Linked DNA regions of Mus musculus: all the other regions are linked to region 2. The links are chromatin loops, found by intact Hi-C in ENCODE. Cell type or tissue: left cerebral cortex. All regions are shown on one strand.

What was found. A loop is a pair of places that touch in the nucleus more often than their neighbours do. Peaks named below come from ENCODE experiments on the same cell type or tissue, not always from the same donor. Only the 100,000 strongest peaks of a DNase experiment are listed, where the experiment ranks them.
Region 1: it touches region 2 in a loop (5-fold over the local background); 22 of 42 quality-filtered maps call a loop at or near these places.
Region 3: a loop joins it to region 2, with 3 times the contacts of the local background. A loop is called at or near these places in 8 of 42 quality-filtered maps.
Region 4: it touches region 2 in a loop (8-fold over the local background); 22 of 42 quality-filtered maps call a loop at or near these places.
Region 5: a loop joins it to region 2, with 4 times the contacts of the local background. A loop is called at or near these places in 9 of 42 quality-filtered maps.
Region 6: it touches region 2 in a loop (7-fold over the local background); 17 of 42 quality-filtered maps call a loop at or near these places.
Region 7: it touches region 2 in a loop (2.1-fold over the local background); 2 of 42 quality-filtered maps call a loop at or near these places.

Annotation. Positions count from the first base shown.
Region 1 is chr2:117,178,839-117,182,838 of GRCm38, forward strand. Spred1 (sprouty protein with EVH-1 domain 1, related sequence) reads left to right here. Exons shown (of 7, transcript NM_033524.3): 7 at 1-3,441. Among named protein-coding and RNA genes, the nearest start is that of Mir674, 4.3 kb to the right of the region's middle. In left cerebral cortex, a CTCF peak has its summit at 1,875 (motif pointing left); a DNase peak (open chromatin) is centred at 1,854; H3K27ac peaks cover 777 bases.
Region 2 is chr2:117,118,436-117,122,435 of GRCm38, forward strand. Spred1 (sprouty protein with EVH-1 domain 1, related sequence) reads left to right here and starts at 2,636. Exons shown (of 7, transcript NM_033524.3): 1 at 2,636-3,321. The coding sequence starts at 3,290. In left cerebral cortex, a CTCF peak has its summit at 1,996; DNase peaks (open chromatin) are centred at 1,086, 1,692, 2,076, 2,322 and 2 more places; H3K4me3 peaks cover 2,912 bases; H3K27ac peaks cover 3,439 bases.
Region 3 is chr2:117,223,575-117,227,574 of GRCm38, forward strand. No RefSeq gene overlaps it. Among named protein-coding and RNA genes, the nearest start is that of Gm25189, 23 kb to the right of the region's middle. In left cerebral cortex, no CTCF peak of the experiment used is centred here; a DNase peak (open chromatin) is centred at 2,368.
Region 4 is chr2:116,973,999-116,977,998 of GRCm38, forward strand. No RefSeq gene overlaps it. Among named protein-coding and RNA genes, the nearest start is that of Gm46758, 59 kb to the left of the region's middle. In left cerebral cortex, CTCF peaks have their summits at 1,785 and 2,448; DNase peaks (open chromatin) are centred at 1,222, 1,362, 1,909, 2,503 and 1 more place; H3K4me3 peaks cover 1,447 bases; H3K27ac peaks cover 2,848 bases.
Region 5 is chr2:117,229,757-117,233,756 of GRCm38, forward strand. No RefSeq gene overlaps it. Among named protein-coding and RNA genes, the nearest start is that of Gm25189, 17 kb to the right of the region's middle. In left cerebral cortex, a CTCF peak has its summit at 1,690 (motif pointing left); DNase peaks (open chromatin) are centred at 632 and 1,695; H3K4me3 peaks cover 538 bases; H3K27ac peaks cover 334 bases.
Region 6 is chr2:116,913,939-116,917,938 of GRCm38, forward strand. It overlaps Gm46758 (a long non-coding RNA gene), which reads right to left and starts at 2,802. Exons shown (of 4, transcript XR_003953891.1): 1 at 2,415-2,802; 2 at 2,048-2,158. In left cerebral cortex, CTCF peaks have their summits at 399 and 1,914 (motif pointing right); DNase peaks (open chromatin) are centred at 268, 962 and 1,981; H3K27ac peaks cover 2,442 bases.
Region 7 is chr2:117,032,544-117,036,543 of GRCm38, forward strand. No RefSeq gene overlaps it. Among named protein-coding and RNA genes, the nearest start is that of Gm39912, 27 kb to the right of the region's middle. In left cerebral cortex, no CTCF peak of the experiment used is centred here; a DNase peak (open chromatin) is centred at 1,577.

The sequences.
Region 1 (4,000 bases), 60 kb after region 2:
CCAGCAAGTTGTTTTCTTTCAGAGTTTCCTCCTTCAGAGAACTTAACTGCATTTATAAACGTTTTACAAGGCAGAAGCATTAACTGGATAGTTAGTGTGAAACAGTTTCCGCTTGAGATCTCCATTTCTCACTCTGCTGAGCCAGAACTCGCACAGCTGTTTCACTGATTTTCTGTGCTTATTACTCACATAACAATGGTAATTAATACCTTTCAGTTGCATTTTATTATATTTCAGGAGCAAAGTTACTTTGCAGTAACACATATGCAGAATTCTCCCAGGAAAGTATTCAATCCACCATTGTGAATGGAAATCTTATACACCACATTCCTGTCGCAGAGCATTTGTATTATGGGATGTTTGATTTACAAAGTAGTGTGATATGCTCCAGCAAACAGGTTAAAAATACTTTGAGGTCAAATTGTCTTGGTTTTGTTTTTTTAAAGTGTTACTATTAAAACTCTTGTGAGGGATTGTTGCAAAATACTCCCTCAGGAAAGAAAGCAGTGTGCCTTTTTTGCCTTTTTTTTTTAATGGATTAAAGTTTCTGAAGTGATAAAAATGAAAATCACACTACCATTTGAAGTCCATTCTCCAGGTTTTCAGTGTCATTTCTGTGCAGTCAGTTTTATGTGTCACACTTCGGCTTGTGTTGGCTTTCTTCTTTTGCCCCAGATTAAACTGAACAATGTATATATATATAACACTATCTGTCTGTAAAATACTTTTTTTAAGAAAGCATTTATATTTATATGACAGCTTGAACTGACAACATTATGTATATAGATCATCTTGAAGTATTATTTCACATTGAAAAGAAGAAAAATATATTGATAACTATAGATGTTATGAAGAAGAGGCTATTTCTAGTTTTGTACTAAAAATCAATTGGATGAACTAAATCCAAAACCAGACACTGTCGCAGCAATTTTCAGTCTTATTTTTACTGTTTCTACATTGGAGGCTGCTGCACAGATAGATGATCTTCGTCCTTGCTGTTTTCAGAGGAGCTTGGTTTCCTAGAGCAGACTGTTACCTTTCAGGATTCCTTTTTCTTGCTGAAGTAGAGTCCTGGTTTTCCTTATGAGTGATTATCCATATTTGTAAGTTCTGGGTTTGTAATTCAGGTTGGAGCAAGGTGTGAATAACTAAAGAAAATAACTTGCTGGCAATATAGGAAATGCCATGGAAATAAACTGTGTATATACTTCTGAGAAGAACAAAATTAATCATTTTTTTTTTCTGTTAAGCACTAGTCACTATAGTGCATCTCCTGGTTCTGTACTGTATTTTATACGCAACGTACATGCTTTAATATTTTAATGTTTGTGCATTAATATTTTCAGTTTGTTTAACCACTTTGCTGCTAAGATTTTGCCATCCCGTTCCCATTTTTTCCTTTACAATTTTAAACATTTCTCTTCATTAAAAACTATGATAATGAAATTGTTTTTTTTTTAACCTTGGATTTTTGTAATTAGCACACATGAATTCAAGCCAGTCCAGAAAAGAAACTGATGATATAATGTTAATGAGTCTCTTTGTGAATTAGATGGACAGTTTAATCCAATTCCCAACATGTACGTGTAGGTGGATTCAAGAATGATTTCTTGTTCACTGTACAGATTGGGCGCTGCCATTGGGCATTTTCTTTAAAACTTCTCTTTTGTCTAGAATGTAAGCAGATAGCTCAACAAAACTGGTGAAGTAAAAGTAAATATTGAAAATGAAATCATCTGAATAGCGTGACCCAAAAATTCTCCAGCTGGGGGGCCTGTTTGCTCCTGATCTGTAGTTCTCAGAGGATGCTTGCAGCCTGTGGGGAAGCCTTAGATTTCCTGAGCAGTGCTTGCGGAGCTGCAGTGCCACCTGCTGGATGGCTTTAGACCAGCGCTGAAAGATGGAAATGGTGTCTCCAGTAAAGGAGGGCTGTGGGCTGTTCAGGGTGGCCAGTGCCCACCAGAGAAATCGGGGGTGAGGAAAAGCGCTAAGGAGTGTAAGTAAGTCTTTCCCCAAATGCATATGGTTGCTGGAAGAATTGAAGCACTTTTTCCTTACACATCCTGTTTTAAAATATTTATTGAAACTTGGAACTGGCAATCAAACTTATGTATGTACTGAAGCATTTATACAACCAGTTTCTTCAACTCAGAAGCCATTACCAAAATGGTATTCCTATTTTCTTCCCAGTACCAGTCAGGGAGAATTAAAAAAAAAATAAACATAATTACCTGTATTTTATCATGACAACTCCAGAGAGTGTGTATGTTTCTGAGTAGATGTTGATGAGGCAGGACTTAAAATTTAAAGAGAAAAACTTGAAACTACCTATTTTCATTGGTTATTCAGCAGTGCCTAAAATGAGCTTCTGAACTATTACAAATGCACTTTGGATTCATGTGTACAGTGCCATCTGGTTCTCTGGGTCAAACTTGCTTCTCCTCTCCCTCTTTCTTCTCCCGTAACTAAGTGGCACACAGGCATTTCTTAGTGTTCGTGTCGGTCTTCAAAGTGCAGAGAACGTGGTGGAGAGAATTTTATGGATCTTTTTTTTCTGTTAAAATTGAATGTCTGATTATATTTGCAACATGTAACTTGGATTAATGTGTTTTAAAGTAATTTTAATTGTAGTCCAGCAGCACATTGAGCAAGTGTAGCTTTTCTGAAAAGTAACTTGGAGAACTTCAGTTAACCGATAAAACCAACTCATCACTAAATGTCGCTGCTCTTCCTCTTGATTTGATCTAGATCCCACTTCTGCGTCTTACAGGGAACACCAAAAAGTTGCTAGTAAATGATAGTAGAGAAATAGAGGGAGTCAAACAGAAAATATTAAAAATATGCGCACACAGACAAACAGAGGTGATTTATACAAACCAGAATGAAGGTGGGGAGGGAAGGAAAATTACAGGGGGCTTTAAAAGGTACCAGTTACCTAGCAGCTGGGCAATTAGAAACCTTTCAGTTGCTTTGGTACACTGTCATCCATTGTTCCCAAAAGCTAAATTTGCAAAAGCAATTAGTTTTATTTCATTTTTTCAAGAATTTCCTAGTCGAAAGCCTTTGTATTAAAGATGCACAGGTTTTTGTGTGAACAGGTTTTTTTGTGAACAAGTATGTTGTACATTTTTGCTGTTATCTTGACCTCAGAAGTGCCTCACTTGTATATTACCCACCCCACCCCCACCCCCACTAGGAGCCTGCCTGCATCTTTCTAATAAGCAATGGAAGCCCGCTTAACTCCTGTCCTAATGCATCTTCTCACATAGAGCTGACTGGCTGAGAGTTGTGAGTATATCATGTAAATACGCACATAGGAGTTTGTAACTGCTTTTGTTCTGTCATATCATGTAATTGGACGTATCAGATGGTAGACTCTTTGTTTCAGTGATTTCTCCTCCCCTGGAATTACCTGATTAAACCAAATTGTGAAATTTAAAAGGGCTTTTCTCACTTCTTCAGAACATATAGCTGTGTAAGATCCTAATCACTGGAGAAGAAAGCAGGGGAATTGGACACTTTCATCTGAATGTGGTTTCATTCTTATGAGCTGTATCCTCTAACTGAAGGTTTACCTACAGTTCGACTTCATCACCTCACCCTTGATTCCAGATAATTAATTGTTAGTTGTTAGTTTACACAGTTCCTAGTTTGTATCCATGCTGCAGCTGCAACAATTAGCCACCTTAAGGGTGTGTGGCAAATGTTTAACAAACTGAAACTTTGTGTGCAAGTGTGTATGCACTAGGCACTAGCCTTTGTAATACAGGGAGCATTAGGGCAGAATCGATTGTGATAACATCTTGATACCCCAACAATGCTTTTATTAGATTATTGTGTTACAGTTGTAGTTACTTGAAGAATGAACTGTACCCCAGTCATGTACCATGGCACATAGTTGTGATTATTTATAGGCTTTCAGAAAGTTACTTATGCTGTTCACATCAAGTCGGTACCAAGCTTAAGAACAGTTTTAGATCAGGGAAGTTGAATAGGGCAC
Region 2 (4,000 bases):
TTTTCTCATGTATGTATGTATGTATGTATGTATGAATGTATGTATGAATGTATGTATGTATGTATGTATGTATGTATGTGTGTGTACAGCACATTACTTGGTGTAGGATGAAGACAGTTTTCTCATCTTACCCAAAAGTCAGTTCTGATGATTTCTGGGCTGCACAGGAGCCTCAGACAGCTGTGTCTCCTCAAAAGAGAAAGCTGCCTTTGCAAATGGCTACCTTTGTCCTTAATCATAACTCTGATGGTTATCACTGTTGATGGCTTACCAAGGGCCAGGCCATGTGTCTACTGGGGTGCACAGGAAACGACAGATGGTTATTTGTTGAATGACTGAACAATGCCGAGTGCTTTTCAATTAACCTTCACATGCCATCACTTTGACATGGGCTTTAGAACTTCTGTTTTATAAAATTATAGTGAGAACTGGACATACTACCACCTCAGAATTTGTACTAAGTGCTTTATGTGTGTTGCTAGCCCATCAATCCATATAAAAGCTCTGTGAAATAGATGCTTATTAGCCACATAAACTAGACAGAATTTAAGTGAGTTACTTAAGAACAGGCTCTGGGCGATCAAGCTCTCCCCTCCCACCTCAGTACTGGGGATTTAGCCGAGGGTTTCAAGTCTACCTCTTCCCACTCCAACCCCGGGCCTTCCACTACAAGGCTAGAACTTTGGCCCCCTTTTCATTTTAAATTTTTATATTGAGACAGGGTTTTGCTAAATTAAGGAGGCTAGCCTTGAACTGGTTCTGTAACCCAGGCAGACCTTGAACTTGGAATCCTCCTACCCCAGCCTCCACATTAGCTGCCAGTCTGGCCCGGATTTAAACATGAGCGGGCAAAGCCAGTTAGTACCTGGAGAACAGACTAGCACCTACACTCTGGAGTTCAGGTTCTTCACATCCTAAGATCAAGTTCAAAATGGTAGGAGTGGAGATCTCTTCCCACGCTCCACTCACTCACTCCTTTTTCCCATCCCCACTTGTTCCTAAGATGAACAATCCTGCAGACGCGGCTGGAAGTTATATAAAGAAACCTCAGTGATCCACGGTATGGGTTTTTGGTGCACGGCTGGCTGGGTTAGCGCCTTTATTCCTTCGTCAAACACACATTAGGCACTCTTATGTGCACAGTACTGTTAGCACATTAGTGTGTACTCATTCGGAGGAGAGCAGCAATTCTGAGGCTTCCTGGAAACCTTTGGCTGAAGAGTGACGGTTTCCTTAGGAGGCCCGCTGGACTTCTTCCCTTGGAATTGTTCTATCTCTCAAGGTGGCTGGAACAGGAAGCTTCCTTCCCCGGGGGTTAAGTAAACTTGAGAACAAAGTGAAAAGCCTATCGCAAAACCGCCTAGGGAGACGCCACAGGAACTTAGGAGCGCTAGGGAGTCAGTCCCCCAGGCCATCTTGTGTATAAGCTGACTTCTTAGAGACAAGATAATAGAATTTATAGAGCTAGGAGTTCCTAGCCCTCCGGTCACAAAGATCCCAGGCTCCAGCCCTCAACCTTAGAAGGTTCTTGTGCAAAAAAGATCTTTTGGGATGATTGCATACATTGTCCTCTGACAATGCAAACGTGACAGCTGCCTATCCAACAACCGTTCCGCCTCTGTTCGCCAAAGTTCGTGCCACACAGGCTTCTCCTGCGCTATAGTTATGCAACCTCGCTCGCAGCGGGAGTTATTTCCTGTGCTGCTGGATGCGCCAGATTCATGTAACCCGCCTACCCCGGGCTTCAATGGAAGCCGTTCTCCATTAACAAGCACTCGTGCTTCCAGAGATGAATGCCCAGCATTGCATGCTGTTTGCGCAGTGAGGATCGCGCTGCGAGGTATTGAAACCAACTCTTTCTACACACACACACACACACACACACACACACACACACACACACACACACACACACACACATCACACGCACACAACTACCCTTGTGCAAGAAGCAAGGGAACTGCAGCAATGCAACTAGAGGGACAGCAGGAGGAGCTCGCTTTGCAGTCCTGGCCTGTAACCCCCACTAAGAGATGAACTCATGCCAGTTCCATTCTTTGCAAGAAAAACACAACACACGCGCGCGCGTGCACGCGCACTGAGCAGTACGGAGTGGCCTCCCGATTTCTTCCCCGAGCACACGGTGTGCTGCCCGCTTGTCCCGGCAACCCGGATATCCCAGGCCGAGTAACGGGGACTTGAGCGTCGCAACAATGCCAGTCCCGGAGCAGCTCGGCTCACAGCTCCCACCCCCGCCCCCTTTCCTCGGCGTGCCAAGAGTTTGGAGCGCGCGCACGCACACGCGCGCGATGCAGTGCAGCGACATATCCCTCCGCCACCCTCCTCGCCCCGCTCCCGCTGCCCGACGATTTGGGAAGCGAGGGGAGGAGGGAACTACTTTCCTGAAACTTGTTATGCTGCCCACGATCCAGAGCTGCAGTGATTCGACTGCGGGCCGCGGCTTTTAGGTTTCCCCCCGACCCCTCAGAGGCCCCGCGCCTCCGGCTTGCAGCCGCGCCCCACGTCCGCCCAGCCGCACCCGCGCGAGCCCCGGCGGCCCAGAAGTCGCGAGGGACTACTTCGCCTGCCTCTCCCGCGGGCGCCCCCGGTTCGAGCGGCGGAAGGAGCGGGCGGCGTGAGCGCTTCCGCCGCCCCCCTCGCGGCTCCCCTCTCGCGGGCGTGAGGAGCGGGCCGCCGAGCAGCGCTGATCTCGGCCCTCGTCGCCGCCGCTCGGCACTGTGCCCTCGGGCTCCGACGCTCGCCTCGCGCCCTGCCTGCGGCCCCTCAGCTGGAGCGCGTCCGAGGCAGCCCCTGAGGGCCGACCAGGCGCGCCGCGCGGGCAGCCGGCGGCCAGGCGGGAGATGGTGCGCGGCACCTCGGCGGGACCGCGCCGCCTCCCGCAGCCAGCGCTCGGCTGCCCCCCGCCGGCTCCCGCCGCCCGCCCGTCGCCGCGCCCCTGAGAGCAGCACCGCCTCAGCCACCGGCCGCGTCCCCCTCAGCGCCCGCAGTCGCCCGCGCCGTCTCGGCTTCGCACTCGACCTCGGCGCGGCAAACCGCTGGGGTCGCCACGGCCGCGCTTGCTGCCGCCGCCCCCCTGCGGGGGTGGCCGGGCTGCCCGGCTCGCGGGGCACCGCTCCGAGTGAGGCATCCACCATGGTGAGGCCCCCGAGCCGCTGCCCGCGCGCCCCGCCGGCCGTCGTCGCCCGCCGCCCCTCGGTGCCGCCGCTGCCGCTGCTTCCCTGCCTGCTGTTGCTCCTCCATCTCCTGATCGGATCACGGTGAGGGAAAGATGAGCGAGGAGACGGCGACTTCTGACAACGAGTAAGCGAGCCCTGGCCTGGTTGAGCCCGGGGGGCAGCCCCCTCCCCCCAGCCCGTCCCGCCCGGGAGGTGATAGATGCCCGATGTGTCGGGCCATTTTCTTTAATGGCAGCACCCCTTTTCATTCGTGCATTTTCGCCTCTCTGCTTGGGGAAGGGTATCGAGTGCAGTGCAGAGGCGGCGTAGCAGTCGGACGTCTCCGAGACAGAGTAATAATGTGGGTAGCTCAAAGTGGAGTAGAAACTACCCTTTGCCTGCCCTTCACTCCGGCGTCAAACCCGCCCCCCCTCCCCAAACACCTTGAACATCCAGCCACCCTGCCTCTACAGCTATTTCGCTCGGAAACTAATGTGTGGGAGCACCTCCAGCCGCAAACTGCTCTTGAATCCTAATTCGATGACTCAGTGACTCCTAAATACCGATTAAGCCTTCGCCCCCCGCCCCACTTTTTAAACTTATGACCTATACTATTCTAGTAAAAAGATAGGGTTAGGGAAACATTTTAAGAATTAAATAGGATTAAGGACACCTGGAGTGTGGGCGATGTTGAGCTATTGTGTTTTTTTATTATTATTTTTTTAACCTTCGAGAGTATTGAACCCGTCTTAATCAAGAACAGAGTAATTAAAAATTTTGAATGCTAGGGTTTGGCTTCCGTCTGTGATAAAGTACGGTTTACA
Region 3 (4,000 bases), 110 kb after region 2:
AGCACTTCTTCTAAGGCTCAGGGACCAGAGCCAGCAGATGCCAAGGAAACAGAAATTTCAGGACACAACAGTTGCATCAGCAAGCACAAGACCTGTGCAAGTTCAAACTAGACAGAATCCTAGCGTAGACTATGGGGGTGGTCATGAAGTCCCACTCCTACCTGAGGAGCCATTGGTAGTTAGGAGGGGCCAGGAAAGGAGACTTAGTTTTCATTAAGGGTATGTATGCCCTTGGTAGATCTAACAGGCTCCAGGAGATAGCCACGTGGCCAAGAGTAGATAGGCAGCAGTAGTTGGGTTTGATGAATGAAAAACAAAACCAAACAAAAACCAAGGACACCAAGCCATGTGGGTAGGCAATGGTGTGGATCTAAGAGAAGTTTGGCTGTGGGGTGGGGGTGTGGGGGTGTGAATACAGTCAGAGTGCAATGTGTGGAATTCTCAATGAATTAACAAGCCAAGGAGAACCAGAGTAAGAATGGTCGGATTCTAAGATGTAAAAAAGAAAGATCTCTAAAATTATGGTGCAACCAGCCAACCAAACAACCAAACAACCAACTACAAATGCATTCGATGAAGAAACAAGAGCCCTGAATGAAGCCTGTGCCTGGTGGGACTGATCTGTCAGCCCAGTCCCTTGTGAATACAGGCAGGGAGATCACAAGTTCAAAGCCAGCCTGGGCCACTTAGTGAAACCCTGCCTAAAAGTAAACTTTTTAAAAAGTAAAAAATGATCTGGGACATATATCTATATCTATATTTATATCTATATCTATATCTACATCTACATCTACCTCTCTCTCTCTCTCTCTCTCTCTCTCTCTCTCTCAGTCATCAACCCAGTTTTGTTGAAAAACCAAACTAACAGAACAAAACCAGGGGAGAAAATACAATAGACAACCTAAACCTCCAAGTCCTAAAGGAATCATTGACTCATTATTTACTCATGAAATGTTATTAAGTGCCGAGCATAGAGTGAACATGGCAAAAATTGAAGTAGAGGTGCAGATCACAAACTTGGGATCTTCAAAAATACAGAAAGTGGGCCAGGGAGATGGCTCAGAAGGGAAGCCTGCTCACTGCCATATCTGAGAACCCAAGTTCAATCTTCTCTCCAACAAACCCACGTGGTAGAAGGAGAGAATGGACTTTGTCAATTAAAACAATTACAGAAATAAATACTACTTACTTGTTTATTTTTAAAGAGGCAGTAGTGGCCAAAAATACCCCTAAAATTCCTTATGTGTTTTTATTTATAAATATACTCACATACAGACAAAATTTATCTGTAAGAACCGATGTAAATCAGCCTCTCTTTAAAAAACTTGTTTCTTTCATTCTTTTGAGATTATAATCACACCATTTCTCTCTTCTCTTTCCTTCCTCCAAATCTTCCCATGTACCTCTTCTTTCTCTCTTTCAAGTTCATGGCCTCTGTTTTCATCAATTCTTATACACCCTCCCCAGTCCATACAAAGTTATGTACATGATAAATAAAACCCACTCAGTCCATATAAAGTAAATTGTTGCTCAGTACATATAAGGTTACTTGTAGTTACATAATTTCAGGGCTGGCCATTTGGCATTGGATAACCAATTTAGAGGTTCATTCTTGGAGAAGATGGTTTCTCTTGCTCCCAGCATTCCTTGGTTGCCTCGTCTAGGATTCTTTGCTTGGATTCTTTGTCTAGGGTTGCGGTACTGTGAGATCCACCCTTCTCCGTGTTAGCTTGTCTATTATTGTTGCCTTTGTTGAGGTCTTATTTAGGTAGCCGTGATGATGAGATGCCATGGGTGTGACTTCTCTGACATTTCTAGGAGATCCAAGCCCACAGCAAGCTTCCTGTTCTGGATCTTACAATTTTTCTGCACCTGTTTTCCTTCAATCCTTGAGTCTTATATGCTGGAGTTGTGTTGTACTGTCTGAGTTAGGGCTGCATACCCCATAATTTTGATCAGTTGAGGTTTTCTGTAATGGTCTCTGTATGTTTCAAGAAGACGTTTCTTTGATGTGGAATGAGACTTAAACTGATCTGTGCATATAAGGACAAATATTTAGAATGTACTTGGGAATTATACTTGGCTTAGTTAGGGTTTTACTGCTGGGAACAGACACCATGGCCAAGTCAACAACATTTAATTGGGGCTGGCTTGCTGGTTCAGAGGTTCAGTCCATTATTATCAAGGTGGGAACATGGCATCATCCAGGCAGGCATGGTGCAGACAGAGCTGAGAGTTCTACATCTTCATCTGAAGGCTGCTAGGAGAAGACTGAGTTCCAAGCAGCTAGAATGAGGGTCTTTAAACCCATGCCCACAGTGATACACCTACTCCAACAAGGCCACACCTACACCAACAAGGCCACACCCCTAATAGTGCCGCTCCCTGAGCCAGGCATACCCAAACGATATAGTAAAGTGTATACAGTACTGATATAGTGAAGTGACAGATGTAGGTTCTCCTCCCAGATCTGTGTATGACTCACTAGCCTTGGATAGTTAGCTAGGGTGCCAATACAAGGCACGGGTTCCCTCGTGTTGAGTAGGCCTTAAGTCCAATTAGAAAGTTATTGATTACTGCCAAGGTATGTGTTTGACAGAACGAACCCTTAGGATTATCATGCTATGCTAGTCACTGATGTGGTTCTTAGGTGTCACAGCTGCGTAGGACCTCTGGCTCCTTCCCTCCCTTTGAAGCTTGCGTGGTGTCGTCTGATCCCAGGAATCTAGTCCTCAGGAAGAAGCTTCCAGGTTACATTTAGCTGTGACCCTCCAGGTCATCTGTCCAAACTGCATGGTGCTTTCAGCTATAAGGACTTACCTTCAACCTCTGGGAAGCAACCAGCAGCAATAGCAATAGCCTGTAATGTTTTGACTGTCTCTTGGACAGCTCTGACCAGCACAATCTAAAGGGGGTCTTTTCATGCCAGGTGTTAGGGCATTGTGAGAAAGTCTTCAGCTCTTATGGTGAGCATTGTCAGCCCAGTTGAGAAATTTTCATTTAAAGTATAAATGTATTTGTATACACAGACTTATCTGCATGAAATGCAGTTTTGGGTAAATGGATAATAATATGATTCCTTGTGATTCTTCTAGATATCCTTAGCATCCTCCCAACTTCTGTGTTCATCTCCCGATCCTCCCCAGTTAGTTCAACCCCCCCATAGCCCCCACCACCACCTTCAAGTCACTGCACCCTGTTGTCCTCCTTGCTCTTGTTCCTCCCTCCCTGCCAAGGCCCCACAGTGCTCCATTACTTTCCTGCCTTCTGCAGTTGCTCTAGGTTATGTATTCTCATTTAAAGATTTGGAGCTAGGGACTACAGATGGGAGAGAACATGTGGTGTTTGTCTTCCTGGGTCTGGTTTCCTGTCTTCAGGATGCTCTTTTCCAGTTCCACCCATTTATCCAGCCAGACCATAGCAAAAAGTGGGCAGGGACTGGATGGGCAATGAGGCTGCTAGAGGATACTTCTTAGTGCTCTATGCAGGAAAGTATATGGAGATTTTCTTCATTTGGTGCAACTGTTCTTAATTTATGCTGCTACTAGTTTTCTAATGTTATTTGGTGGTGGTGGCTTGAGGGCATCTTATTTTGAAATATTCCTAAACCCTCATTATTAGTTAGCTACTTCTTACTATAATGAGACAGCTGAGGAAGGGCACTTTATAAAGAAAAAAGGTTCATTTAGTTCACAGATATGGAGGATGGAAGTCAAAAGCACAGGGTTCAGGCTCAGCTGAAGGTCTTGTTGACTGTGCCATGGTATTGTAAAAGGATGTTTATCTGGTCTATGTCCTTCTGTCTTAGTTAGGGGTTTTTATTGTCTGATAAAATACCATGACAAAAAGCAATGTGGAGTGCAAAGAGCTCATTTCACTTCCACTTCCATATTACAGCTCATCATTGAAGTAAGTCAGGGCAGGGACTCAGGCTAGGAACCTGGAGCTAGGAGCTGAGGCAGAGGCCGTGAAGGGGTGCTGCTTACTGCTTTGACCTCCA
Region 4 (4,000 bases), 140 kb before region 2:
TCATTTGCTTCCTGACTGATGGTGTGTGTGTGTGTGTGGTGTGTGCAGAAAAAAAAAAAATCATATATTCCAAGCCCCAAAGAAAAAATATCCTAATAGAAGTATAAGCCAAGCCCCAGGTAACAATCACCATGGAGACACTGGAGTAGCACATGAGCCGCAATGATGCTTACCACGCACAACCATGACTCTGACTGACCATCCTGTTTCCATGGCATGCTTAAAGAGTGAATGATGGACGGGGTACACTCCTCACTGACGTAAAACATGATTCATGTTAGCCAGAACCAACCAACCCCAAACTTGGAAAGAATGAGTCCCCCACCTGAGTGCCTGCTCTCCTCTGGGTCATTTCAGGAAACATTTGAGGCATGTTTGTGCTCTCAAAAATGTTCCCGAACCTTCCCTTCAAACTTCTCAACGTCTTCCTTGCCCAGGAACCACCTTGTGCTCACTACTTCTACTTCTCGTTTGGAATTATACAAAACAAACAAAACAGAGGATCGGACTTCATTCGCTCCTTCATTGAATGTATTTGCCTAGCATAAGTATTGTTAAGGACCTGCTCTGAACACAGAACCTTTCCCATACTTCTAAACAAAACAAAACAAACAAACAACCCCCCCCCCCCCAAAGAGATCATGATGCTCAAGGCAGCACACGCCTGAACTCCAGCACTTGGGAGGTAGAGGCAGGCCGATCCGGAATATACCACCATTCTTGGCCACAGAGGGAAATTCAAGAACCAAGTCTCAGAAACACAACAAACAAAGCAAAGCTACAACAAAAGAATCCTGTTCTCTAGGAAGCACCTGCTGGGGAAGAGACAGACTTAACTCCTAGAGGAAAGAAAGCACTATAAAATCAACTAGAGAACTCAATGAAATCTTTTTATATGGGTGTTACTGGGCCTTCAGTTCACACACTTGCCCCATGGGTATATATATAAGGTGCCCACCTCCAATTTAGAAGGAATTCCATCCTTCTTCACGGAATCAGTTCCTGAGCCTTAAGATTTTCCCCGGTAACAAATGAGAACCGCTGTACCCAGAGCGGCTTTGTGAGTTGCCCAGTCACCCACTTTTCTCCAGGGGGGAAGGAAGAAACTCAAGAGTCTCAAAATAGCCCGGTCCTAGTCCTTCAACAAGTGCAGGTTACATCACTTTACAGGGCTGGTTGTGACATCACTTCTAGACCTGAACGCGGCCCACCCCACCACTGAGAAAATGGAAAATGCTGAGCCGCAGCCTCAGGACTTTTTCATCTAGAGGCAATTTCTGTCTGCCTAAACCTGACTGCAGGGCAGGTGGGTGCAGAGCCCAGCAAAGAAGCCTTTGAAAGCAGGAACCCAGGCTCTGCAGGTCAGCTTGGAGCAAGTCCAAACTGGGTTCTAGCCCGCACACACCCCCGCCCCCTGGTGACAAGCAATCTGTTTATGGGGACACTTTTGTGAGGTTACAGAATCTCTGCAAGAGAGGGAGCGGGTTCTGGCCTGGTTTCTAGGTAACCCGCCACACCAAGGTGCACAAACACGATCGGACAGAGAAGAGGGGTAAAAAGAGAAGCTGGACGGCCAGGGCCCCCTCCCGGGCCGCCGTGAAACGCGCTTTAATTGCTTCAAAGAGCCCTTCTCAATGGGGTTTCAGAGGCGCGGGAGCGGGTCCCCAGCGAGGGCTCCTTTCCGGCTGGCCAGCATTCCTGGGCGCTGCGAGGGGAGAGCCCGCGGCTCATTTCCATGCCTGTCGCATACTGCCTCCGTTGTGCCGGGCCGGGCCGCGAGGGGAGCGCGGCTGGCAGCGAACAAAGCCCCATTCATCCCCGGGGACGGCTTCCTCCCGGACCAGCCGCGGCCGCAGATGGGCTGGCTCGGGCACGCCATCCATCTCCAGGCCGGGGAGCGCGGCCCCGCCCGCGCACAGAGCGGTGATGCAGGGCGCCCCCGGGCTGCCGGACCCAGGCCTCCACGGAGGGGGAGAGGCTGTGCGGGGACAGGCGAACACTGAGGCTTTTCAGTCGGGAAATCCCGTGTCCTCGCCGGCTCCTTGAGAGCGAGGATGTCAGTTTCCACCGCCCTCTTCCCCACTCCGGCCCCCCGGGATGGTACGGTCCGTCTTCCCTGGTTGTGAAGGGACTTTGTTTCTCCTCTGTGGCCTCTGCAGTCCCCACGAAAGGGTCACTTCCTGACTTTTGTGTCTCTTCAATTCAGTGCCTTCAAAGTTCCTCCCCTCTGGTTGTGACTAAGTACATAATTGCGAGGCTTATCCATAAGGTTTTCCAGAATTCAAACATCCCTCCAGGTTAGTCTGGGACTGTAGCTTTGCAATAAACATCTTTTGTGTGTGTGTGTGTGTGTGTGTGTGTGTGTGTGGTTTTTTTTTTTTTTTTTTTTTGTCTTGTTTTGTTTCCTTTCCCTCTCCCCTGCTGGCCTGCGGGGAAACGCACTTGTTCCACAACTGTTTGCAGACTCCATGCGCTTTTCCTTTGGTCCCACGTGTTAGACCCCCCCACCAAAGAAAGCTACAGAACTCTAACGTCAAACAGAAGTGAGGCTAGGTCACTTTTCCTTCACTCTGAGGAAGCCCCTCCAGGCTGAGTTTCACAGCCCAAGACAGAAACAGGCTCCAGACACATTCCTCCCGGGCGGATGCAACAGGGCATGGCAGGATCAAACAGCCACCAGACACTGGAGAGACTGGCTCCAATCTATCCATCTTCCAGATAAGAAACGATAAGATCTGAGAGGGGAAAGGATTTGTTCACCTCAGGCGGAAGCTGGTTCATCTCAGTAAAAGACAAAAACAAAACAAAACAAAACTCAAAAAACACAACAATTAAAAAAAAAAACCTTCAAGAAAAATTATTATTCACCAAGTCAATTTGCTTTTCTGCTTATACTAAAAGAGAGCTCTCCTCCAGTGCAAGGGAATTGCTCCTATGTTTCTTTTACTTCCTGCATTTTGAACACCACTGGCCTCTCTCCAAAACAGACCTCTTTCCTCTCGAGGGGAATGAAAACCTTCAAAATGTTCACAAGCAGATAGAGTGACTCTGCACTCGTTATTTCTGAAGGTATGGGGGTGGGGAGAGAAAATTCCAAGTGCTTTACACAGGGCCTCCCTAATTCCTCACAGTAGGCTCTGAACTGGATTCTATAGCTTCCTCCCTTTCACTGAAAAAAAAGGAAACAAAGCTGAGAGAGACTGAGATTAACATTTTCACATTTTCAGGGTCACACATAGGTTAAATGGCCAAAACTGACTCTGAGCTCTTCCAGGCAGAGACGTTGTTTACACAGCCACAGGGCAACAAACCCGGGTACCGGGAGGCTCTGGGCGGATACCAGGTTGCCGGTGAGAGAACACCTCATCCTACCCAGAGGGGTGAGCTGACAGAGGACTTGATTTACCCGGGAATGCTTCTTCCGGAATGCAAAGTGCTAAATTAATTACCACTCCCTAGGCTGCCTTAGCATTTTCTCTTCCAAGGAATGCTCTGGAAATAATAGTTCCTTGGTTTTCTGTCAGGGAAACCTTGAGTTCAAAGTTCAGGCCTACCATTTCCAAGATGGGAGAGGTTTGAAAAGTTATTTGACTCCTCATCTATTAATCAGAGGAAATAAAAGCCATTTTTGTTCTTGTGAGGATTTAAATGAGCCAGCCCATGTAAATGCTTACCTCCACGTTTTCTTCATTATCATTTATATCAAGTCAGGTAGACAGCATTAAGCTTAATTTAAAGCAAGATTTTCTTTATAACAAAGAGTTACTGCTCACCCATATATATATATATATATATATATATATATATATATATATATGTATATATATATATCCTGTATTCTCTGGAAACTCTACATGGTGTCTCTTCATTCATCCCACAGTGGTTGCCTCAAATGTCGCCAGTCATCATGGCAGAAGGGACAAGAGAACACTGGAAAGTAATTAGAGCAGTAATGAGTGGTCAGATGGAAATACAGAATGACGTCACCCCTCAAAGCTCT
Region 5 (4,000 bases), 110 kb after region 2:
ATTTATCTTAAAAGAGCCCATTGGTTTGAGTCTCAAAAAGGTCTGAGAATATATATGCCCATGAATGTTAATGAAAGCCTCATGCAAATAACTTTTTCTTGAGAAGTGATACATTTTGAGGATCTGAGCAATATCCCATTCAAACGGAAACTTAGTAGTGAAATGGATTAAAATGGATTAAGTGTGAAATATTTAAGGACAAAAAGGCAGAAAACTATTGGTGTAGGATTTTCTCCCATTACTTTGAAGTTTGATGTTTAGCCTTGGTATAACCCTCACATGAACACACACACACACACACACACACACACACACACACACACACACACACACTGCTTGCTGGCATTTTGCTCCCTCACACATTCAGCTTGAAACTGAAATGTTACCTTATATCTGACATCTCTACATTACCATCACGAGGGAGTCAAATAACATTACACAACACTAAACTTAGAATCGATGTGGACGGCCACGGAGCTGAATTCTTAAAAAGATTACGCTTTGGTTATTCCAGTAGGCCATAAACATCGCTGAAGTGTTACATTTCTAACGTTTTTTATAGTTTTGCCTATTTTAAGATTGCTAGCAGGATTTTCCCCCCCAAATTAAGAACACAGAGCACATCCTTTCAAAATGAGCTCACTGCTTTGCAGAGACAGCCCGGTGGGTCACGTTCCCTCTGCACAAGCACGAGGACCTGCGTATGAATATCCAGTGTCTGCAACAAAAAGCCAGACACAGTGGCACGCCTGTAATCTCAGGACTCTGGGTCAGAGACAGGCAGATGCCCAGTGCTTCCTGGCCAGCCAGTCTAACCTAGTGAATTCCCAGTTCAGTGGAAGATAGGCTCTCATAAAATAAGGGCCAAAAAGATAGAGGAAGACTCTTAACATTGACCTCTAAGCCCGCCTGCACATATACACATACACAACAATAGTGTGATTACATCTTGGGGATACATCTACTTTTCTAGTGTGAACAGAGCTGGAGAGTTTATTGCGTGCGAGTTCACTTCTTGGGTTGAGTTTTCTGTGTGTTGGGCCCATTCCCAGTCGCAGGTTCTAAGCTAAGCACCTGTTAAACCCACAGAAAAGCCAGTCTTGTTTTTTGGACTGATAGACAGGCAGCTGATCTATCTCTGTCTTTCCTCAGCCCTTGACTGTCCTGAGGCAGAGTGAGGTTGTGGCTCTGCCTTCTGTCACGCGTCTCATTGCCCTGCCTTGGCATTTTTGTCCCCAGTGAATGTATTGCGTGCTTCATTTATCTCTTTTGTGACCACGACAGAATTTAGGATAGAGCTTAATGTCCAAGGTAAGACCTTTGCCCTGTCCAGTCATGGAACTCCTTTCAGTTACTGTGGTTTGTTTTCTTAATGTATGATTGCAGCAGTGTTCTCCCATAAATACACGGTTTTGAGAAGAAGCAGAATCCTATAGTTGAGTGGTGGCGCACCTCACAACCCCAGTACTTGGAATGCTGAGACAGGGGGATCAGCTGTAATTTTGAAATCAGCTACATATTGAGTGTCAGGGTGTCATAGCAAGACCCTGTCACAAACAAGCAGACAAATAGACGGACAGACGGACAAACGAGTTGAGAGGGCCAAAATTCAAGTGTAACAGGAAGCATTTGTTGAGCTTCCTTGAATAGTTTAGGACAGATCCCTCTGCGCCTCGGGGTTGTGGCGCCCCCTAGTGGCTTCACGGAGCTCCTTCTTCTAGGTTTCTAGCACCGCAGACTATTATATGATGGGCTTCTCCTCCTACCCGCTGGTTGCATCAGTTTGTCAGAGCAACCTCAGCATGTATTTGAAATCAGTGGGATTCGGAGTTTTCATTCCCTCTTCCACGGCTTTAAATGGAAACAGATCGCAAGGCAAGGAAACCATCGCTCACATCCTTTATTTCCCATGCTGGATGCTCGCTGTCGGAAGATGAATTCTTCCCATATTTTGAGGGAGAGCCCACAATGAGGTAAGGTGCACGGAGCTGTGGAAGAGGGCTTGACCAGGGCAGAGGTCTCCACAGATTCTTGTGAGGATGCCTCTGGGCTGATGCTCCACAGCCACAAGCAGCACAAGATCTCCACAGCCTCTTAACCTCTTGAAGCAACTTGACTCTAGACCGGGGAAGTGAACTCCTTCGATTTATACACAAACCTGCAGAGGGCTAGACACTCTTTTCTCGTTGTAGCTTATGTTTCAGCATAAAGTCTTATGCATAGTATGTGGTTAACAAACCCTAATTGACAAATTAATGACTAGGTTCTTGTGAATAGGTACCTCCCCCCCCCCCCAGCTCCAGTTTAATATGGAAAACCTTTCTCTTGGCTTAACTTTCCTCTAGCATCCCTGTATATGTGCAGGAAGAGTCCTTAGAGAGATAAAAAACTACACTGAATAACAGAGTATTAAGTTTTTTCACCCTTTCAAGGAGGAACAAACTGAATTCTTCAGGTAGATTGTAACTGTTTTGAGGACAACATTGTTTTAATTTCTTTTTTAAAACGATTTTATTTTTTCATTTCATATGTATACACAGTTTTATTCCTGTGTGTATGGGTACCATGTGTGTGCCTGGCCCTCAGAGAAGCCAGAAAAGGCATGTCAGATCCTCTAGGACTGAAGTTACAAACAGTTGTGAGTTGCTGTGTGGGTGCTGGAAACTGAACCCAGGTCCTTTGCAAGAGCATCAAGTGCTCTTAACCACTAAGCTAAGTCCCCAGCCCCTGTTTTAATGTCTGATGGGCTCCGAGGAGCAGCAGTGTTATGGGAGGCCAGGCTCATTCATTCTGGATCTTGTGGAGATCCTAGCACTCTGTGCTTCTGCGACCTGACTCTGCTGGCCCTGAGGAGATGGTGTCTACAGAAAGTCCTTGGGTACATCTAGCAGAAGCAATGAAAATGGGATTTAGCAGAGACCACACTAAGCTTGAAGTGCCTGCCAACTGCAATGACATAGAGTCATAGATGATCCTCAAGTTTTGGGATATTTAAATCTTTTGAGCTATTTTTTGTACTGTTGCTTTCAAAAATCTATAAAAGTTTAACTAGCAGGCTATGAATAAGTGCAACTAAGCTGTAGCCCAAGGCTCAATTCCCACTGAGAAAAAGAGATCCTCCCTTGTGCTACGCATTCCCTGAGCCTGAATGTTCCTGCACTGTGGCATCCTTTCAGCACCCTGTGACTGCCCCTGCACTGTGGGGTCCTCTCAGCATCCTGTCACTGCCCCTGCACTGTGGGGTCCTCTCAGCATCCTGTCACTGCCCCTGCACTGTGAGGTCCTCTCAGCATCCTGTCACTGCCCCTGCACTGTGGGGTCCTCTCAGCATCCTGTCACTGCCCCTGCACTGTGGGGTCCTCTCAGCATCCTGTCACTGCCCTTGCACTGTGGAGTCCTCTCAGCACCCTGTGACTGCCCTTGCACTGTGGAGTCCTCTCAGCATCTTGTCACTGCTCCTACACTGTGGCATCCTCTCAGCATCTTGTCACTGCCCCTGCACTGTGGGGTCCTCTCAGCATCCTGTCATTGCTCCTGCACTGTGGGGTCCTCTCAGCATCCTGTCACTGCTCCTGCACTGTGGAGTCCTCTCAGCATCCTGTCATTGCTCCTGCACTGTGGTGTCCTCTCAGCATCCTGTCACTGCTCCTGCACTGTGGAGTCCTCCCAGCATCCTGTCACTGCTCCTGCACTGTGGGGTCCTCTCAGCATCTTGTCACTGCCCCTGCACTGTGGAGTCCTCTCAGCATCCTGTCACTGCTCCTGCACTGTGGGGTCCTCTCAGCATCCTGTCACTGCCCCTGCACTGTGGAGTCCTCTCAGCATCCTGTCACTGCCCTTGCACTGTGGGGTCCTCTCAGCATCCTGTCACTGCCCCTGCACTGTGGGGTCCTCTCAGCATCCTGTCACTGCCCCTGCACTGTGGGGTCCTCTCAGCATCCTGTCACTGCCCCTGCACTGTGGGGTCCTCTCAGCATCCTGTCACTGCCCTTGCACTGTG
Region 6 (4,000 bases), 200 kb before region 2:
GTGCCTGGGAGGAAAACATCCACGCACATAAAATAAAAATAAATACATCTCTAAAAAATGTTTAGCTTTTTAAGTTGAAAAAAAAAATCACAGAATGAACCACAAGAAGCTTCCTCGGTGCACAAAAAGGAAGCTCAAAAGCCCTTCCGGAATGGAGACTTAACTCTGAGCCGGTGCTCAATGGAACCAAGCCTGGAGCTTGTGACTCGAGAGAAATCTTGTCATAATTCAACAGAACCTAATTTTAGCAGCTTCTGTAGGAGGCAGGGAGGGAAGAGGGGCTGATGAGTCAGACGAGCTTGGGTATATAAAAGGACCAGTGGGAGGAAGATGAGCCAGGACAGGGCCGGGCGGGAGAAGAGCGAATCAAACGCAAAGCTGTTCATCTCTCTGCATCAGACTTCAGCTCTTAAACCCCGGTGGCAATGAAGTGACCGCTAGAGCTTGTTATCATGTATACAAGACCTGCAATACAACACCGGAGGACACACATCGTGGTTGCCTGCCGACAGACGGCTCACAATCTCACGCAGTGTAATCCAGTGAAGCACTGTCTTTAACATGGAATTCATTATTAACTCTCTTTCAAGAAAGACATTTGAGGAGTGCATAAGGCATTAGTGTGTATTTGTGAACAGGAAGCTTTTATACCAATAAAGAGGATGTATCTATTGTTTGGTTTGGTTTGTGCGACTGTATTTGCTACCAAAGGATGTTTTTGGTAAACTAGTGACTTACCTTCTCTTATAAAATCCCATAGGAGTCCCTCCCTGCCCCAGTGCCTTCTGGGATGGGTAAGAGTTCATTGTGTTTATAACCCCTAGGGACTGCTTCCTTTCCTGCCTTCCAGCCTCTATGCGGAGCTCCCCTCCCCTCAGGACCAGATGACTGGGAGCTACACCCACGTCTACAGCCCACTCTTGTTGCCACTGCATTTCTCAAGGAGTCCCAATATGGACCTTACAGCTAACATTTGATGGGCACATCCTGTCCGCTTGTTATTGGTCCTTTCTGCTCACTGTCAGAGCACATTTTGGAGACGGTATCTTCCACTGCTAAATGAATCACACTCAAATTCTATTCTCTTCTTATCCCAAAGAGTTCTTGGATTCTATTCGCATTAATCCCAGTCTGGGCCACCATCAATGTGATGTTAACGTCACAACCACTGACTTCTTCTCCCAGCTTCCAGACATTCTGCTCTCTGGAATTATTCTCCATTTTGCAGCCATAATAATCATTCCAGGTAACCCATCCTCTCTCTCAACCCTGTAGAGCCATCCTCTTGCTCCCCAAGTAAAACCTGAACACTGTAAGAAGAAAGAGAGGCTCATCTTGGTGGGAACGCCATCACCACACTGTCTTTGCACTTACTCTCTACCCACAGCCCTCTCCATCCTAAAGTCTGGACAGAATCTTTACAATATCAGCTTCTTTTTCATGGTACTGATGCCTGGAAGAATAGTCGGCTGCCTCCTCATCCTTCACATCCAGTGGAGATGGCCCCTTTGCAAGGAAACCTCCCTGGTTTACTGAAACGAGTCATGTGCCTTTCTATCTATGCATGTATTGTACAGGTATAGACTCTAATGATTGCTGTGTCTTCTAATTGCTGTATGGAGAGGAGTAACTCAACAAGGAAAGAGGGACTTGAGCAGCTCGCTCTCTCTCTTAGGTTGTCTGTCTTTATTGGAAAGTGAATGAGTCCCACAAAAGGATCCTTCAAACTCTTCTAGAGCAGTTAGTGCCCATTTGAAATATTTCCTGATGAAAATCTCTGGGTCAGCCATTCTTATGGTGCCAGTGCAGAATAAGTACCCAGTGAAAGGAAAAGACACACCTAGAAATGTTCAGTTTTTATGATTCGTACAAGAAATGTTCACCCCAAAAGACTCGTGTGTTGAAGGCTTGATTTCCAGCTGATGGCACTATTGAGAAGGGGTTGGGTTAGAAATGCCCTCACGCCTATTCAGTCAGGATGGACTGTTAAAAACAGGGAGCTCCTTGGAGGGGTACGTATCTGGAAGCATGCTCTTGAAAAGCATACCTTGTCTCCCCCGTATCCCTTGGCTGTCAGCAGCTTTGTCCCTTCCTGTTCTTGCACCATCCTCTTCAGCCTGCTCTTCTGCCACACCCTTCTGCCACGGTGCTCACGGCACTACAAGTCGGAATACAATGGAATCAACTAACCATGAGCTGAGATTTCTGAAGCCACACAGCAAGATAAATCGTTGCCACTTTAAACTGTTTCTCTTTTGTTATTTGTCACAGTGAAAAGAGTCAGGTGGACATAAGGAAACGGTGCCAAGAAACGAAGCTGTTGTGACTATGTCTAGCCACGTTGGAAATGAAATGAGGGGCACTGGGACTTGGGCTAGAGGCCATTTTATTAAGCTGGTAGCAATTTTACTTACGTTTGTTCATGCCTTGAGATTCTGTAGGAGGCCAAATTAAAAGATTATGGACTCATTAATATTGTGAAAGAGATTTCAGGGCAGGGTGCTGTCCAGGCTGAGGCATAGTTGATGCTGACTGCCTTTGTCCAGACTGATGGCAAAACATGGGACCAAAGAGTAGAGCAGAAGGATTTTGAAAACCTGTAGTTGGGGAAAATAAAATGTGGTTCCCAATGAGATTAATTGTACTAAAAATAAGTCACCCACTTTTCACAAGGCAATAGGAAAAGTGCTTTGAGGACATTTCAGAAATTGGCTAAGCCTTACTCAGCATAGGCTCATTTGAAAGACTCCTCTTTAAGAAGTCAGCACTAGGGTACCCTGTTTTCTCAGGATTCGTTTCATAGCCACCCCAACCCCAGAGGCAGCCATGTTCAGAGTAGTCCCGGCTACTACCTGAGCGCCTGAGAGAACTGACTCTCCCATGTGATTCTAGTTCAGCATGAAGTGCCAGGATTTAACACTTACTTTGCTGCATTTGGGTCCAACTTTAGTCCCATGCCTCTTTCCTGTGCCCCAGTACTATCTTTTAGAAAGTGCTATTCTAGAATGAATAAGAGTAATTTCTGGTTTTACAGGAGCTTATACAGAAGCGCCTCAGAGGTGTTGAATACGAGCTTCGCCTTAAGTGTCATGGAGTTTGCACTTGATCTTTTGAGCTGGAAGCGTCTTGGGAATAGACTAACTGTCATTTGCATTAGGAGATTGACATGAGGCTTTGGGGGCCCAGGAGTAGAAAGAACGCTGCGTACGTGACTTTGACTGTTCCTTTAATAAAATGCTCTCACAAAGCCAGTCTAAAGGAGAGAAGGTTCATTGTAGCTTGCAGTTTGAAGATGCAGTCTAGCCTAGCAAGGCAATCATGGCAGCCAAATCGTGGGGTGGTTGATCTCATCCCATCAGCAATCAACCTAGCTTTCTCTCCTTCCTTTAATTCTGTGTAAGACCCCCAGCCCATGGAATGATGCTGTCCATAGTCACAATGAGTCCTCCCACCTCACCGAACCTAATCTAGATAATCCCTCAAAGGCTTGAGCAGAGGCAAGCTCGCAGGTGTCCTGGAAGCTTGTCTCCTGGATGATTCTAGGTATCATAAAGTTAAAAGTAGATATTAACCATCACAAATGTTATGATTTTAATATGAATGTCCACCAAAAAAAGGCTTATGTCGAAGGCTTAGTCTCCATCTGGAGACACTATTGAAGTGATTGGGCTATAAAGGCTCTAATTTTTTGAGTGGACCGAGTTATTGGTGGATGTACATTTGAATGGACACTTAGAACACAGGGCTTAGTTGGGAAAAGTAACTGGAGTGTCTTTGAAGGGTAGTTCTTGCTCAGCTTCCTTCCTGTCTTCTTCTACCCTCGGTCCAAGAGGATAACGGTGTCTCTCCAATACACCTGTCCACCCCTGGTGAGCTGCCTCACCACAGGCCTACAAATGATGGAGACAGCTATTGGTGTGACCTGAAACTTCAGAAGCCGTGAGCCAGGATAAGTGTTTTCACTTGGGTATTTGTCACAGTGCCTAAAAGTAGATAGATG
Region 7 (4,000 bases), 86 kb before region 2:
CAGATGGGACATCTACTGGCAATTTAATTTCCTTGGTAGAAATTTTCCTTTGAGATTAAGTAGACATTGAGATATTTTTCTTTATCCTTAATATTCCAAAATTCCTTCTGGGGTGAGTTTATTTTATTTGATTTACTTGAGATCTGAAATGTATTTTATACCTAAGGATTCATGTCTCACTTCAACTCAGGAAATTCTCAGCCAATTTTCCTTCAAATGCTGCCTTGAATCTCCTCGTCTATATAAATTGCATTCTCCAAATCTAACCTCCATTTATTTTTAAGGTGTGACTTTCGGCAAGTGCTATTGAAAACCTGAGGCCCAGATAATAGGAGGAAATTTGATTTCTAAGAAATGTGTCTCCAAATGTACAAGGCCTATTGGCTGCCTAGGGGGAGAAGATTTTGTAGTGATCCACAACAAAGTCTATCACTGTGAAATCATAAGGCTAAAGAGATGCTCCTAAAATACGCTTTCTGTGGTACGCTTGCAAATATGGGGACCATAGAGTGTTCGATGGAAAAGAGTCTTTATCTTTCAAAAGGTTAGTTTGCAGAACACTCCAGAAAAGCGCACTTGATCAAAATGCAGAGAACAGGTGACTGTCTGATGTCAGCCCTGATACACCTGCACCTCAGGTGATTGTCTAGTGTCAGCCCCAAAGGATACACCTGCATCTAAGGCTCAGGAACCATAACAGAGGATGGGGCAGAAAGACTGTAAGAGACAGAGAAAAAGGAAGTTTAATGTGAAGTTTTCTTTCCTATAAAGGACAGAAAAGCTATTGTCATCAAACCTCACCATACAGCTCCCTATACAGGAGTGAAACAATGACAGTAATAGGCATGTTACCATGGAAAGGGGACACTCACAGGGCCTCAACCCTAGACAAAGAACTACAGGACACTAGAGAATGCTAAGAGCATAACAGTCTTGTGCAGGAAAAAAAAATCCTTAAATTGGTTATCTAATACCGAGTGGTCAGCCTTGAAATCATACACACACACATACATAGACACACAGAGACATAGACACTCACATTATATAGACTATGCATGGTGTGTGTGTGTGTGTGTGTGTGTGTATACAAATAAAGAAAAAGAAGCCATGCATTTGAGAGGGCTAAACAGGAAGGGTTGGAGAGGGGGAAAGAAGGAGAAAATGATGTAATTATATTATATTTTAAAATATTTACAAGAAAGATAAAGGAATAAAAATAATTTTATTTCAAGCTAGTGTCAGATTCAGCACTAAACTCAAATTTTCCTTTATTTCAACACACTATTCCTCTTAATGCCATTCCATATGTCTTTTGAAAACATTAGAAATATTTTGGCCAGTATGCCATCATCCCTCCTCAGATGATTTTCTGGTCAAACATTGAGAACGTAGATTATTACAGAGTTGTGGGGACCTTCTGAACACAACTGGAAAAGTGAGGGTTAAATGATGACTCAGGCCATATGGTCCATTGGCCCTCCATGGCTGAATCATGAGGGAGCCTGACAAGAACAATTCAATTATGGAGAAAGGCCGGTTCAGTTGAGGAGATGTGCATTTGCTCACAGTATAAGCAAACCCACACAGGTCATCTGTGGGTGGTTACAAAAAAGAAGGAGTTTTGTTTTAACCAGTTTCTTAAGAATTGTGTCTAAGAGCTAATTGTGTCTAAGAGCTAACTGATTTCACTAGAAGAGCCCTTTTTGTGCTGTTAGAAACCTTAAGATCTCTAATCATACATACCAAGGGAGCCTGGTTGGTGGTGCATGTATTTAATCCCAGCACTTGGGAATCAGAGCTGGGTGGAACTCTGTGAGTTCCAGGCCAGTCAGGTCTACAGAGTGAAATTCTGTCTTAAAAAGGAAGGAAGGAAGGAAGGAAGGAAGGAAGGAAGGAAGGAAGGAAGGAAGGAAGGAAGGAAGGATGAGACCAGTGGAGACAGATGACTGGAGTAGGAATAAAACCTAAAGATCCCATGCATAGGGTGGTGATTAACCAAAGCAGATGAACATGCCAAGAATGGGGCGGAGCCGAGTAAGTCATACGTTGCCTTAATCTCCAAGTGGTGGGTAATTTCACATTCCAGTTTGTGTTGTATGTCCATCACTTAGTAGAGATGTCATGGGAAGAGGAGGATTAGTAACTGAGTTGGGATGTACTGTACATTGTATTTTCTATCTCTTTTTACACTATGGAAAGAAGAACTTGCGTAAAAGAAAACACCCCTGTGCTGGCTTGTTTTATATCAACGTGACACAAGCTAAACTCATCTGAGAGGAGGACATCTCAATTAGGAAACCACCTCCGTAAGATCAGGTTGTAGGCAAGCCTGTGGGGCATTTTCTTAATTAGTGATTGATGAAGGAGAAGACAACCCATTGTGGGTGGGGCCATTCCTGGACTGGCTGTCCTGGGATGTATAAGAAGAAGAAGAAGAAGAAGAAGAAGAAGAAGAAGAAGAAGAAGAAGAAGAAGAAGAAGAAGAAGAAGAAAAAGCAGACTGAGCAAAGCCATGAGGAGCAAGCAGCACCCTTCCATGGCTTCTACATCAGCTCCTACTTCCAGGTTTCAGCCCTGCTTGAGTTCTTGTCCTGGGTTCCTTCAGGGATGGTCTGTGATGTGGAAGTGTAAGCCAAAGAAAGCCTTTCCTCCCCAGGTTGCTTTGGTCATGGTTTTCATCAGAGTGATAGTAACCCTGACTAAGACAACCCCATGTTAGTCCTAAGGAGGAGGAAAAAAAAAAAGAGTATACTTGGACTCTATGCACGTGTTTGCAGAAACAGTTCTAAGACAAACAAACACAGATCCTCAGCCTAGTTAAAGGGACCTCACAAGAACAAGTCAGAAGGAGGGGAGAAAGGGCCATTTTAAGCTAAGACTAAAGGAGACATTGAGCATAGACAGCCACATGGGTATGTTCACACAAAGTGGAAACACAGCTTTCATCCTCCTAAGGAAAAAAGAAAAAGGGAAAAAGTGAGATTGGTGTGGGAAAGGAAGCTTGGGGGACATAGAAAAAGGCTCGTACTTGAATGAGCATTAGGGAATGGAATTCAGCAGGTAATAGAAGAAGAACAAATAACAGAATTGATGTACAATGACCAAGGAGGAAATAGAAGGTTTGTGGCCATTTGGGTTTAATTACAAGTCTTTCTTTAGCTGCTCACTGTGGTTAGGAGAAGCAGACAAAAGAGCTGCCTCTGAGGGCAAGAGCAGATGATGAGCAGAGCCAGAAAGAGAGCTGAAGCAGGTTAGCAAGTCTGATGGGCATGACCAGGCAAAATGAACTGTCAAGGGCTGTAACTTCCAGAAGTGGTGGGGGTCAGCTAAAAGAGCAGAACTGAATGTCCCAGGGGGTAGATAAACCAAAGAAAAAGGAAGGCCACCTCCAAAGGAAGCTGACAATATTGCCAGTTACATGATCCAAAGGAATCTAGGAACCTCGAGTCCCATCCAAAGCATGGTCTACAGCCCCAGATCTGTGTAAAAGTGGAGAATGTTTGTCTCCCTTGTAACATTTGGCAGTGTCTGGAGACAGGATTGTCATGTATGGTTTGGGAGAAATTATTCATAATGGGTAAGTAAAGGATAGAGAGGAAAAGGTCAGCCCCACCCCCACCCCAACAAGGCATGACCTACCCCAAAGGCGAATCTTCTGAGTCCTGGGGGTCTCTGAGCAGGACTGTGCCTGGCAAAGCCATGCAGCAACAACCAAGAAAGAGAACCGTGGGCACATTAAGCATTTACTCCTGCGGTCAACGTTCCAGCAGCCCTTCAGCACTTACCATGGCACTCAATCTAAGAGGTTAAAACCGTTAGCCTCACGGTTTATCAGCAGCTCAAGAAGTCAGCTGGGCAAGATGCCACAGGCTTATAATCTCAGCACTTGAGAGAAGGAGTCAGGAGGATCACTGCAAGTTCAAGGCCCCGCTAAGATATCTATTTAAAAAAAGAACTTTCAAGAAGTTTTACTGTTACAACTACTGTTAATTTCTTCTTT